Regions from separate parts of the Homo sapiens genome. Here all the other regions are linked to region 1. A link is a contact called in ENCODE Hi-C or POLR2A ChIA-PET data. All regions are on one chromosome and are shown on one strand. Each heading gives the region's core, a stretch centred on a gene start or an enhancer-like site at or near the end of the contact. The rest is flanking DNA. Distances are from core to core; before and after follow the strand shown.

What was found. Hi-C counts contacts between places; a loop is a spot of excess contacts on that map. ChIA-PET counts read pairs that join two places held with the same protein, here RNA polymerase II (POLR2A). Pooled maps may share reads with other maps.
Region 2: a map of CD4-positive, alpha-beta T cell shows a loop between it and region 1 (6-fold over the local background). The contact joins the promoter of TCAIM here to the promoter of EIF1B-AS1 in region 1. A Hi-C loop is called at or near these places in 1 of 168 maps with a recorded cell type or tissue (CD4-positive, alpha-beta T cell) and 12 of 50 pooled maps. POLR2A ChIA-PET finds 5 or more read pairs at or near these places in 1 of 52 experiments (common myeloid progenitor, CD34-positive).
Region 3: a loop to region 1 is called in a pooled map, with 6 times the contacts of the local background. The contact joins the promoter of EXOSC7 here to the promoter of EIF1B-AS1 in region 1. A Hi-C loop is called at or near these places in 4 of 50 pooled maps.
Region 4: a map of naive thymus-derived CD4-positive, alpha-beta T cell shows a loop between it and region 1 (10-fold over the local background). The contact joins the promoter of ABHD5 here to the promoter of EIF1B-AS1 in region 1. A Hi-C loop is called at or near these places in 1 of 168 maps with a recorded cell type or tissue (naive thymus-derived CD4-positive, alpha-beta T cell) and 9 of 50 pooled maps. POLR2A ChIA-PET finds 5 or more read pairs at or near these places in 1 of 52 experiments (OCI-LY7).

Annotation. Positions count from the first base shown.
Region 1 is chr3:40,308,328-40,311,027 of GRCh38, reverse strand. EIF1B-AS1 (EIF1B antisense RNA 1) reads left to right here and starts at 1,330. Exons shown (of 3, transcript NR_033965.1): 1 at 1,330-1,705. EIF1B (eukaryotic translation initiation factor 1B) reads right to left here and starts at 1,321. Exons shown (of 4, transcript NM_005875.3): 1 at 1,056-1,321; 2 at 1-135. The coding sequence starts at 1,086. It overlaps LOC124906228 (a long non-coding RNA gene), which reads left to right and starts at 2,217. Exons shown (of 2, transcript XR_007095876.1): 1 at 2,217-2,700. RefSeq lists a silencer at 911-960 and an enhancer at 1,231-1,590.
Region 2 is chr3:44,337,438-44,340,137 of GRCh38, reverse strand. It overlaps TCAIM (T cell activation inhibitor, mitochondrial), which reads right to left and starts at 1,372. Exons shown (of 11, transcript NM_173826.4): 1 at 1,304-1,372. It overlaps LOC105377055 (a long non-coding RNA gene), which reads left to right and starts at 2,020. Exons shown (of 4, transcript XR_940782.4): 1 at 2,020-2,433. RefSeq lists a silencer at 1,322-1,711 and enhancers at 1,852-2,021, 1,706-2,359.
Region 3 is chr3:44,974,795-44,977,494 of GRCh38, reverse strand. EXOSC7 (exosome component 7) reads right to left here and starts at 1,251. Exons shown (of 8, transcript NM_015004.4): 1 at 1,161-1,251. The coding sequence starts at 1,217. It overlaps ZDHHC3 (zDHHC palmitoyltransferase 3), which reads left to right and starts at 1,321. Exons shown (of 7, transcript NM_001135179.2): 1 at 1,321-1,562. RefSeq lists silencers at 1,285-1,354, 1,475-1,574 and an enhancer at 1,797-2,341.
Region 4 is chr3:43,689,518-43,692,217 of GRCh38, reverse strand. ABHD5 (abhydrolase domain containing 5, lysophosphatidic acid acyltransferase) reads right to left here and starts at 1,280. Exons shown (of 7, transcript NM_016006.6): 1 at 1,179-1,280. The coding sequence starts at 1,225. It also overlaps a transcript of ANO10 not described here. RefSeq lists a silencer at 629-1,108.

The DNA.
Region 1 (2,700 bases), core at 81-2,580:
TGTCATAATCATCTGCAATGCCCTGAACAGTAGTCAGTGTCTTTCTGCCGTTCCGTTGCTGGATTCTTATATGAATGTAATCCTCAGTCCCTGCCGGGAGTAAGTCGTCACCCTTAGTTGCATCAGCAAAGGGGTCTGCGAATGGATAAAAAAAAAAAAAAAATCCAAAGTAGAAAAATATTTTTTAAGAAGTACTTTCCAGAAATACATTATACTACCAATCCAGACAGTCATCAATGAAGGTTCTAGTGCCTTTGCTGTTTTTGCCGGTAGGAATGGAGATGGGGGTGGAGTATTAATAAAACCCCCAAGATACTCTCACAAAAAGAGAAACATTTGAACAGCTATGTCCATTGTAGAAAAACGCTGTTATAGATAAATAATGTTATCGTTCAATATGGTCCTCTAATGAGAAAAAGATTTAGAAAACCTTAATATTGTAGCCGCTATAAAAATGTGCGTCATCTCGATTACATTCTGATGAAAACATAAACATTCGAATACGCCCACCTTAATCATTTAACCGTAACTGTGCCTTGCCAAAAAAAAAGTAGATTACATATATATCAAGAGGCGTAATTTAACAAATTGCTACGCAAGCAGAGAAGACTGAACCACTGGCCAGTGACAGATCAGAGGCTTGCATCCGCATCTTTCCCTAAGTGCCCCCAGGAGCTGCCAGAGAACGGGCGCCGATCCCTGGTTTCCCTGGCCCGGCATACCCTTTGCAAGTAGCAGGGCCGATCTAGGAGTCCACGAAATAGGATCGCCAAGGTTTCAAGGGGCAGAAGCGGAGGCGAGAGCCGGGTCAAGGACGGGGCAGGGGGTGGCGCAGGGCCCGCGGCCGGGGCTCCGAGAGGAGGGCTCGGAGTCCGGCGCTGTCCTCGGGGAAGGGGTCGCCAGGGGCCCCGTCGCCATTTTCTGGGCGCCGAGACAAAGCCCCACTAGGGGTGCGGGAAGGGCAGAAAGGGGGCCCCTAGGGGCGGTGGCCAGGCGGGCAAAAGGCCGAGATGCGCGCCGGGCAAGGGAGGGAGGCGGCGGCGACGGGATCTTACCGAAAGATTGGAGGTTCTGGATAGTGGACATGCGATACTAGTGTGAGGCCGGTGAGGGGATAAAATTCCTGCGGGGCCCGCCCGGATCACCTTGTCAGGAGGCTGTAGTGGCGAGAAAACGGAAATAAATAAGAAAACGCTTCGCCCTGGGGTTGGGATTAGGCTGGAGTGGCGGCGGCGGAAGCCGGGAGGAGGCAGGAAGAGGCGAAGGAGGAGGCGGAGGAAGAGGCGAGGGCGCGAGAGAAGAGGCGGCGCTGCGGCTTCTCGCACAAAATGGCCGATGGAGACTATTTAGCCGCGCCCGCGGCCCCTCCCACGTGACCGTCCCGCGCCGAGCATCCTGGGACTTGTAGTTTTCTGGAGGCAGCAGAGCCCGGAAAGCCTGAGGCCGGGGGCGGCCGAGACCGCAATTCCCGTCACGGAGTGCGTCCTCTAGCGCGGGGCGGAAGACCCGCGAAGTGTTCAAGCGGCCGCAGAGCGGCCCAGAGTTCGCAGGTCTGGGGCTCTCTTCCCAGAGAGCTCGTAGGGGAGGACAGTCAAGGGACTCAAGCGTCTCTCTTGACTCCCCTTCTCTCGCTGTGCAGTGGCGGCGCCGAGGGGTCGACGCTCAGGGCTAATCTCTATGAGTCACCCTCGAGGCCCCGGGTAATGTAAGTAAAATCGGGGTGCAGGAACAAAACAAGTCCCCTTGCTCCGGCTTTCAACTCATTGGCCCCCGCTCAGCAACTACCTGCATTGAAATTCCAACCCCAGTTGCAGGAGCGGTGTTAGTCTCAACCAATACTGGAGATGGGAGCCTCTCTTTCCAGGATTGGACGGACCTCCGATTCCCTAGCACGGTGGATCTCAGACTAAAGCGTGTGTCTCTGGAGGGCTTGAGAAAACACTGATAGACCCCAGAGTTTCTGTTTCAGGAAGTCTAGGGTGTGACCTGAAAATCTGCAATTCTCATAAGCTCCTTGGTGATGCTGATCCTGCCTGCTGGTCTGGGATCAGGCTTGAGAATCACTGCCCAGCTTAATCCTGGGCCTGGCATCGAGTGGGGGCCAGGTGTGTATGAACAGAAGATACCAGAAAATCAGCTTGTCAGCTCATTTTGTGTGCCTCAGAAGGCCCAACAGAGAATTCAGGAAAGATGCCAGGTATAAGCTGAAGGTGAGCTCAGCAAATAGGTTAATTGATGGAGTCATGTACCAGACCGTAATATCTTCCTATCAGGTCACGCACAGAAAAATAAACCCGAGACTTTGGGAATTGGCTCACTCAGGCAGGTGTGTTCAATTGTCAAACTTGGTTGGCTTTCTGGAAGCAAAGAGATAGACTAAAATTTAGGGATTCTTAACTTTTTTGTGTGTGCCATGGCAATCCTGTGAAGCTGCTGAATCCCTTCTCAGAATAATGAGAAGTTAAGTTTTAAGTTCACAAAGTACATAGGATTACAAAGGAAACCAATTATATTGAAATTTAAAAAATACATTAATAACGTGTATTTCTTTATTAATACACTAATAAGATCTAGCAAGATTAGGTCTAATACTATAATTTCAAAAAGCTGATAAATGTAAGAGATATTTTGTGATGTCCGTAACATCAGAAATTTAATATGAAAGTATGTGTAACTTCTGTTGGTGCGAAGTGACAGGTC
Region 2 (2,700 bases), core at 123-2,622, 4.0 Mb before region 1:
TTCAGACACTAGCTCCAAAAGTCTGGGACATCCACATCAACCGCAGGCTTCTCGTCTTCAGATAAATTCTTACATAGGTGGTTCCTGTCCATACTGCACTTAGCCCACTATACTTCCACTTGGAAAATGCTATAAAATAACTGAAGAGGTTGCACTGTCTTATCACACTTGGGAGGCATACCGAGTCTTTAACTCACCCATTCATCACCACTTATGGGCCAGGTCCTGCGTAAAGCATTGGGACTAGAAAATTATTAAGACAATTCTAATACTCAAAAGACTTTTAGAGGGAGGGGGGAGTGTAAAAACAGACACAAGCAGATAAGTATAAAACAACGCAGTAAATGCAATAATACAAACATGCACAGAATATGAGAAACTCCCAGACGCAACACTTGGAATGGGGCGGGGAGAGCTCAGGAAGGTCTTCTCTAAGGAAATGGTGCCTTTCCTGGAAGAGGGCAGAGGACCGGGAAGGATAAAATTTATTTACAAACCATTGTAAATGACTACTTTAATCTACTTAACAGTGATATTAGTTTCTGTTTCATAAAGTGAAAATTTCTAATTTTACCTAAAATCTGTTCTAAGTGAGGCATTAAATCTGTGCAGTTTCAAACCAAATTTGGTGGAAAGATACCTAAATCAGTGAAAAATCCAAATTATGGAAGAGTACACGAAAAACGGTTTTGTTTTGCTTACTTTCAACTAACACCGAGTGTGTGCCAAATAGAGCTCTCAGGATTGAGCTTTGACCATTTGGCACAACTTTTATTTGAAAGTAATTTATTTTAACAAAATTAATATCATGCCACTCTCATTTGAACTGTGACTTCCCTTAGTGACTATCTTGTACGGTTTCTGAAAGCAGTTTGTTATATCAAGGAGGGACAAAAGCGGTAATTTTCATGGCTTTTCAGTTGAATATGAACTTCTTAGAGTAGGGGAAAAAGGCAAAGAAAAAGAGCAAAAGCAGGAAATGCTATTAGATACATTAGCCTAGATTCTGTAGCTTCCTTTTCTAAATCTCGCTATATGAGATTTAGTACGTAACAATTTCCCGTAAATCAAAGACCTCGGAAAAATATAAGTCGGAAACAATAAAACCTAAATCGTCTTTGCGTTCTCATTTCACAGCGAGTTAAAATGTAGATGCGATGCGGATACTGCGTCCCCTGGCACTGCCTCAATTCAAAAGTTAGCACTTTGCGCTAAGGTGGCTCTGAGCACTCCCCTCCGACCCCGCTTCCCCCCTAGAGGAGCATGAATGCACCACCGGAGCCCCTCCCCTCTTGCTCCTTACAGTTCTGGCAAGGGTCCGACGCGAGGGCTTTGTCCGACTAGTTCCACCTCCCACCCAGTACACCAGAAGGGAGGACAGTCGCTCCGCCCGCAGGGCTGTTCGGACGCGCATGCGCACTGGGGCGTCAGCTGGCCAACCAGCGCGCGACGCACGGCCAGGCGCTCCCACCTGCCCTCGCCCCGGTGGGCGACAGGCTTTGACGGGCTCCTAGCCGCAGTGCCCTCTGAGCCCCCAACCCTGAATTCTCAGCTGGGCCCTCCCGGCTCCACCTGCCCCCAACACCCTCCCCGCTCCGGCGGCGGCAGGGCGCTCGAGGCAAGCCCGGGCAGGGGGACGAGCTGCAGGTGACGCCCTGGTTGGCTGGAGCGTGCCAGGCCTTCCCCCTACGGCGCCTGCGCACAGCCAGGGCGTGGATTCAACCTTCCGCGGTGCCCTGCCTCTAGCTGACGTCAGCACCCTGGTAACTGCTGCACCTTCGCCGCGCGCTTTGAGCCCCCGCCCCTCCGCCTTCTTACCGGCCGCCCTGAGGGGTCTCGGCGCGCTCGGCTGAGAGCTTTAGGAGGCGCGAGCGAGCACTCCGACTAGGCCGGAGGGACTCGGAAAATGATGGTCCGGCAGGTGGTGGGTCCTGACCCAAGGGCCTGCAAGGAACGGAGAAGGGCAACCGAGCACGCGCTGGATCTTGGGGAAGAAGGGGAAAGGGACTGCTGGAGGAGGCGCGCATGCGCCGTGCGGTCCTTCGCCCCGGGCGCCCTGGCAGGGGGCGAGGCTCTGCGGAACTCCCGGAGCTGGCGCCAGGGAACAAGTCTCAGTGGAGAGCCTCGAATTTTAAAAGTCTCATTTAAGTATTTCTTTTGGTTTTCCTTGTATAAATATAGCTAACTTTTAAACATTTCTTTTCCGGCTTGTGTTGTTTGCTTTGGACCCTTCAGCACCTATTTTTAAACGTTAAGCATTCCCCAGTCAGCATGAAAGTTTTACTGTTAGTTTTATTTTGTTCCTATAATTTTGATTCCCCCCAGAAACTGCCACAGATGAAATCAAGCCAATAGAATTGAAAGCAAAGATCACCTGGTGGCCATGAAGCCGACCATCCTTAGGCAGAAACTCCTTACCTGAGGAATTTAGAGGTAACTAGACTTCCCTGTTACCTAAAGCCAGCATCTGGTACCAGACTTCTTCCCTCCAAATTTAAAAGTAACTAGAATTTCTATGCATCTCCGTAATGCACGCATGTCAAAACTCATTGTGCACCCCTTGCCATCTGCTCCATGCCCCAATCAACCCCTGTCCCCTACCATCCAGATACTTTATTACCCTCACATACTTGCACAGGAGTTACATATGCCACTAGTACAAAGTCCTCAGAAAATCCCCCAAGTGTTATGCCTCTCCAC
Region 3 (2,700 bases), core at 2-2,501, 4.7 Mb before region 1:
TGGCATTTCTTCATATATAAAGGGCCCAGAAGATAACGGCAGGTCACGATTTTTAAATGGACATGTCCTTAACTCACGTTGTGGGACTTCAATGATAGCTGGCCGCTTCAATCCGATGGCTACATCACGGGACCACTGACTTTGCAGTTGGTACTGACAGAGGAAAGGCATGAGGAAAAGAGGTAGGAGCTGTCGCCAGAACTCTGCCAAGGATGGGATGAAGAACTCTGATAGGAGGACCACACCGTAGGTTAACAAGTGGAGACACAGCCGGAGGAGGATACAGGGTAGCTCGTTACCAGGTCCAACATTTTTCAACCCTCGTTCTGGAGTGGTCATAACCAGGGATTTAATATAGAACACAGAGGACATTAGGTTATAGCTGCCTAGGGATCTTAGTTCTTCATTGGCAAAATGGAAACAGCACTTAGGCTATCGGCTGCCTAGCCGCTTTTTTTTTGAGACTCGGCTCACTGCAACCTCCGCCTCCCGGGTTCAAGCGATTCTCCTGCCTCAGTCTCCCGAGTAGCTGGGACTACAGGCGTGCGCCACCACGCCCAGCTAAATTTTTTTGTATTTTTAGCAGAGACGGGGTTTCACCATGTTGGTCAGGACGGTCTCTTGACCTCGTGATCCGCCCGCCTCGGCCTCCCAAAGTGCTGGGATTACAGGCGTCCTAGCCGCTTTTTAAAAACCCTTCCCCCTTTATTTGTACGGCAATTTGTATTTTCAAAGTGCGTTCACCTCGCATGCGCCCTCCTAACCACGAGGTGAGGAAAAGCAGGCCAGAAGCCCACCTCCAAACTCCCATTTCCTCGAAGAGAAAACTGAGGCTCGGACAAGATCTGTGCGCGAACGCCGAATGGATGGCCCTGGGGCCGATGCTCTCTCACTAAGAAAAGGCCTCCGAGACTGCCCAAGCTTCCTGCCCGGGTTCGGAATCTTATAGACCCGCAAAACTGCAAATGCGCTAACAGTCCTAAAAACGTCCACGTTGCCAGCTCTGAATTGCAAACGCCGGCAGCAGAACCGTTTAATCACAAGGTAAACGGAGAGTCGCCGCAGCTCGGCTGCCTCCTCACTGGCAAACCCAGGGCAGGCCGCGACCCGCAGGGCCAGGCTGAACCCGGCGGCCGACCCAACGCCGCTGCTGTAGCTACCTGGACGCCATGCACGATGTACACCTTCTCCGCCTCGCTCAGCGTCACGGACGCCATGCTGCCGAGCTGCCCCACGAGCCGCACGTCATCTGCGCGCGTCCCCTCCTCTGGACCGCGCCCCCACGTCCCACCCCCCCCCGCCCCGCGTCAGCGCGTCATCAACCTGCGCGGCGGCCGCTCCTGCAGCCGCGGCCGCCGCCACTGCCGGGAGAGCTCGATGGGCTTCTCCTGCGCGCCGCCCGGTGTCTGGCCGAGTCCAGAGAGCCGCGGCGCCTCGTTCCGAGGAGCCATCGCCGAAGCCCGAGGCCGGGTCCCGGGTTGGGGACTGCAGGGGAAGGCAGCGGCGGCGGCGGCGGGAGCCCCACCGGGGTCTGGGACTGGGGAACTGCCTCCGGCTTCACGGTCAGTTGGGAAGGGAAACTGGGGTAGGGGTGAAGAAGCTGGGGTGAGGCGAGCCTCACGGGCCGGGGGACTCCCAGTGGGAGAGGCGTGCGGCGTAGTTGCTCAGAGCTGGAGTTGACTTAGGAGCGTGTGTGTGTGTGTGTGTGTGTGTGTGTGTGTGAGAGAGAGAGAGAGAGAGAGAGAGACCCCGACTAAGGAGGGGCGGACGTCGTGATTGGCCCGGGGGTGCTGTTTCCCTGCTCTTCTCCCCTCCATTTCTCTAGTCCCTAGGATGGCTGGAGAGGCGATGCAGCCCTCCCTAGGTAGTTCTTGGTGGGAAGGGTCCGGGAATGGGGGACACTAGTCCTAAGGCGTCCCCACCCCTCCACCCAGGAATATCTCTCGCTGGCTCGCTCACTCTCTGTGACCGAACGCTGTCCCATTACCTTGCTGGGACCTCTTGCCTCGGGTGCTTACCAGAGCGTTGTCCCACAGACGGGGGAGGAGGCGCTTGGTAACCGGCACTGGCGAGGTGCGCAGTGCCCGGACGTCCCCAACGCTTCCTAGCGGGAACTGGAAACCCCGGCTTGATGGAAGTGATTACTGGGAGCTGTGAGCAGTTGCCCGAAAAAAAGCCAACCCCAACCCCTTGCGATGGCCGAGTGGGAGTATGGGCATTGGATACCCGGAGAGGATATCTGCAAGGTGAAGCTGGGGTCACCAAAGGAACTCATTAAGGCGGGGCTGACAAAGTATGGTGCAAGTTTTAAAGGAGCCGTGTGGATAAATGGGAGAAAGTTAACCCAAATTAGTTGAAGCAAGGAGGGCAGGTTAAAGCAATTCTGATGACTTTCCTGATGTTCCATTTTTGAGGACCCTCAGCCAAAAAAAAAAAAAAATGGTATTTATCAGATAGTGGGTTCAAATACAGTTTCAGATAACTATTGGGAGCCTACTATAGATAGGCTTTGTGCTACCTTTAGAACACAAGACAAGTAAAACATACTATGCCCAGAGAAGTTCCCTGGGCAGATGAAGGCTCCAGGGCCAACATAACCACAGATCATGGTGGTTAGAGCTATGATGGTCGCATCAGTGGGCACAGTGGGATTGGGAGGTCGTCTGATAAGGTTATAGAGAGGAAGTGCTTGCTCACATT
Region 4 (2,700 bases), core at 31-2,530, 3.4 Mb before region 1:
CATCTTTCCAAATATCCCTGTCTTCATGGTACTCCATATTCTATCATTTAGGTTATGTTTCCTAGGCAAATTTCTCCAGACGTCTGAAGTAGAACCGACGTCAAAAAATTAAATATATATGGGGGAAGTTTACTTTCCAATACAAACGACAGGCCTTGAGAAACAAGGCAATAACCTCCATAACAATTTAATTATTCCACTCATTAACTACTATTCTTCTACTAACAAGTGCAAGAAGTCATTTAGGTGTAGAAAAGAATAAACTCACTATACCTGTATATAAAAAAGTTTCACATTAGACATCTGCCCTCCAACTTCCACAGTTTCCTATACATTATGTGTGTTCTTCTAAGGCACATGCAACACACACTTCGCCAGTAAAGCCAGAATAATCCCAGAAGCGCAAACAAATAAGGGACAGTGGAGCTTGCAAGCCAAAGACCTTCATCCGAAAGATGAATTATGACATTTGAACGTGTATCTCTATCTTAAGGGCTAACTTTCTTTCTATGAAGTATCTGAAACTCACAGCCATACACCCACTTCCCTCACTCCTTCTCCCCTCCCTCCTTCCCGGCACCCCCGCCCTCCCGCCGCTTCCCGGGCGAATTCGGGCCTCTAATATCCCCTCCAAGGAAGCGCCGCCCCTTCCTACGGCTACGGGAAGGATCGTCCAGTGGCTGAGGCTGGACAGAGCACAGGTAGTACCTGTAGACGGAAGCCGCGATGGGAGGCTGACAGACCCGGTCATTTCCCGCGCCTCGCAGTCAGGTGCAGGGTCGACCGGGCACCGCCCGCCGGCGGCATTGGGGCAGGCCGGGTCCCTTGGCAGAGCCCGAGCCGGTGCGGCCGCCGCGGCCAGCTCCGTCGCCGGCCCGCGGGGTGGCTTATACAACAACGGGGCGGACCCTCCGCGCGGGGTCAAGGCGGCCTCCCGGCGCGGCCGGAGTCCGGCTCAGACACCTCGGGGCCCCGACGCTGAGGGGAGCCTCTCCCAGGCAGAGCGGCGCCGGGACGCCTCTGGGCGCCGCGCGGACTCATGCCGGGGAGGGTCGAGGAAGCCGCCCGTCGTCGCCAGGCGGGCGGCGACTCCTTGGTGCTGCCCGCTGGGCCCTAACCCGGCCCGCGCGGAGGGTGCGCGCCGGAGACACACGAAGCCCCCTGCCGGCTGCGCTTACCTCTCTCCGGTGTCGGCAGAGTCCACCTCCTCCTCCTCCGCCGCCATAGCCGCCGCCGCGCAAGCGCCGGGACTTATCTCGAAGCCGGCTGACAGGCCGACTGGGCCGCCCCGGGCTGGCGCGGCACTTAAGGCGGCGCAGGCCGCCAGCGCATGCGTCTTCCGCGCACTAGCACGGCCCGGCGGCGCGCCCGCGTTTGCGCGTGCGCGGCCTTGCCTCCGGCTTTGCGTCCGCCATCCCCAGCCAGCATGCACTAGTTCTCCCGCCCGACGCTCCCGGGTGTAAGCGCGGGGCGGGACAGTCAGCCCAGAGGGACTGGCGAGACTCACCCGAATGAGTTAGGTGTTTTAGCTAATTTGAATAATGACTGTATTCATGCATCACCCCGTCGGTGTTGGCTGTCAGGTGGCACCTTGGGGACGGAGGTGCGTCCGGTCCTGGAAGAGCCTAGCTAGTGTCCGATAGATGGTGCAGTGGCAAATGAAATGGCGTAATCGAGGTGCTGTGTGGCGTCCCGCCAGCCTTTCCCCGCGGGTTGGGGGGCCAGGGGGAGAGGGCGACTCACAGGAGCCTTCAGTCAGTTGAGCACTGCTCTAGGTGCTGATGTTACTGTAGTGGCCAGAGCCAGCAATTTCCCTCCCACTCGACTCTCTAGATACCTGGGAGGGTGAAAAGAGTCGGTGTTGGCCGGGCGCGGTGGCTCAGGCCTGTAATCCCAGCACTTTGGGCGGCCAAGGCGGGCGGATTTTCTGAGGTCGGGAGTTGGAGACCAGCCTGAGCTGAAGAAACCCCGTCTCTATTAAAAATACAAAATTAGCCGGGCGCGGTGGCGCATACCTGTAATTCCAGCTACTCGGGAGCCTGAGGTAGGAGAATCGCTTGAACTCGGGAGGCGGAGGTTGCGGTGAGCCGAGATCGCACCATTGCACTCCAGCCTGGGCAACAAGAACGAAACTCCGTCTCAAAAAAAAAAAAAAAAGTCTATGTTTAGGTACTTCGAGTTATTGAGGTGAAATGACTAACCTAAATAGCAGTATTTCTTGACCTGTTTTCAAGCCTTTTAGCAATCAGGTGCAACCTGCTTTTGGAATTCTGCCACCCACTACTACTCATCCATTTATGTTTGGTGTGTGTCTACTATGGGCTCACTTTGTTCTAGGTGCTTGAAAACAATGGGTTGAAATACTGCTCCTGTTTTGATAGATCCTACGCGAATATATTAACCTTTATTTTAGACTCAGTTCATTGTTCTCCTTCCCTGACTCTCCTCCCTCTTTTTCTCTCCTCTGAGCCCCACTGTAAACCTGTCTTTATCACCCATCTAGCTCTCAGGTTCTCAGCCTTGTGTAATTGTTACAGCTTTTAAATAAACATTATCGAATATCTTTCCAACTACACGAGAAAGTCCTCTAGGATAGGAATGGTGTCTTCTGTAATTTAGAGGGGGGAAAGCCACTTATAATCTCTTAGGCATAGTAATAACTAATACATTTTTTATTGTGTTTGATCTAATTCATAAAAT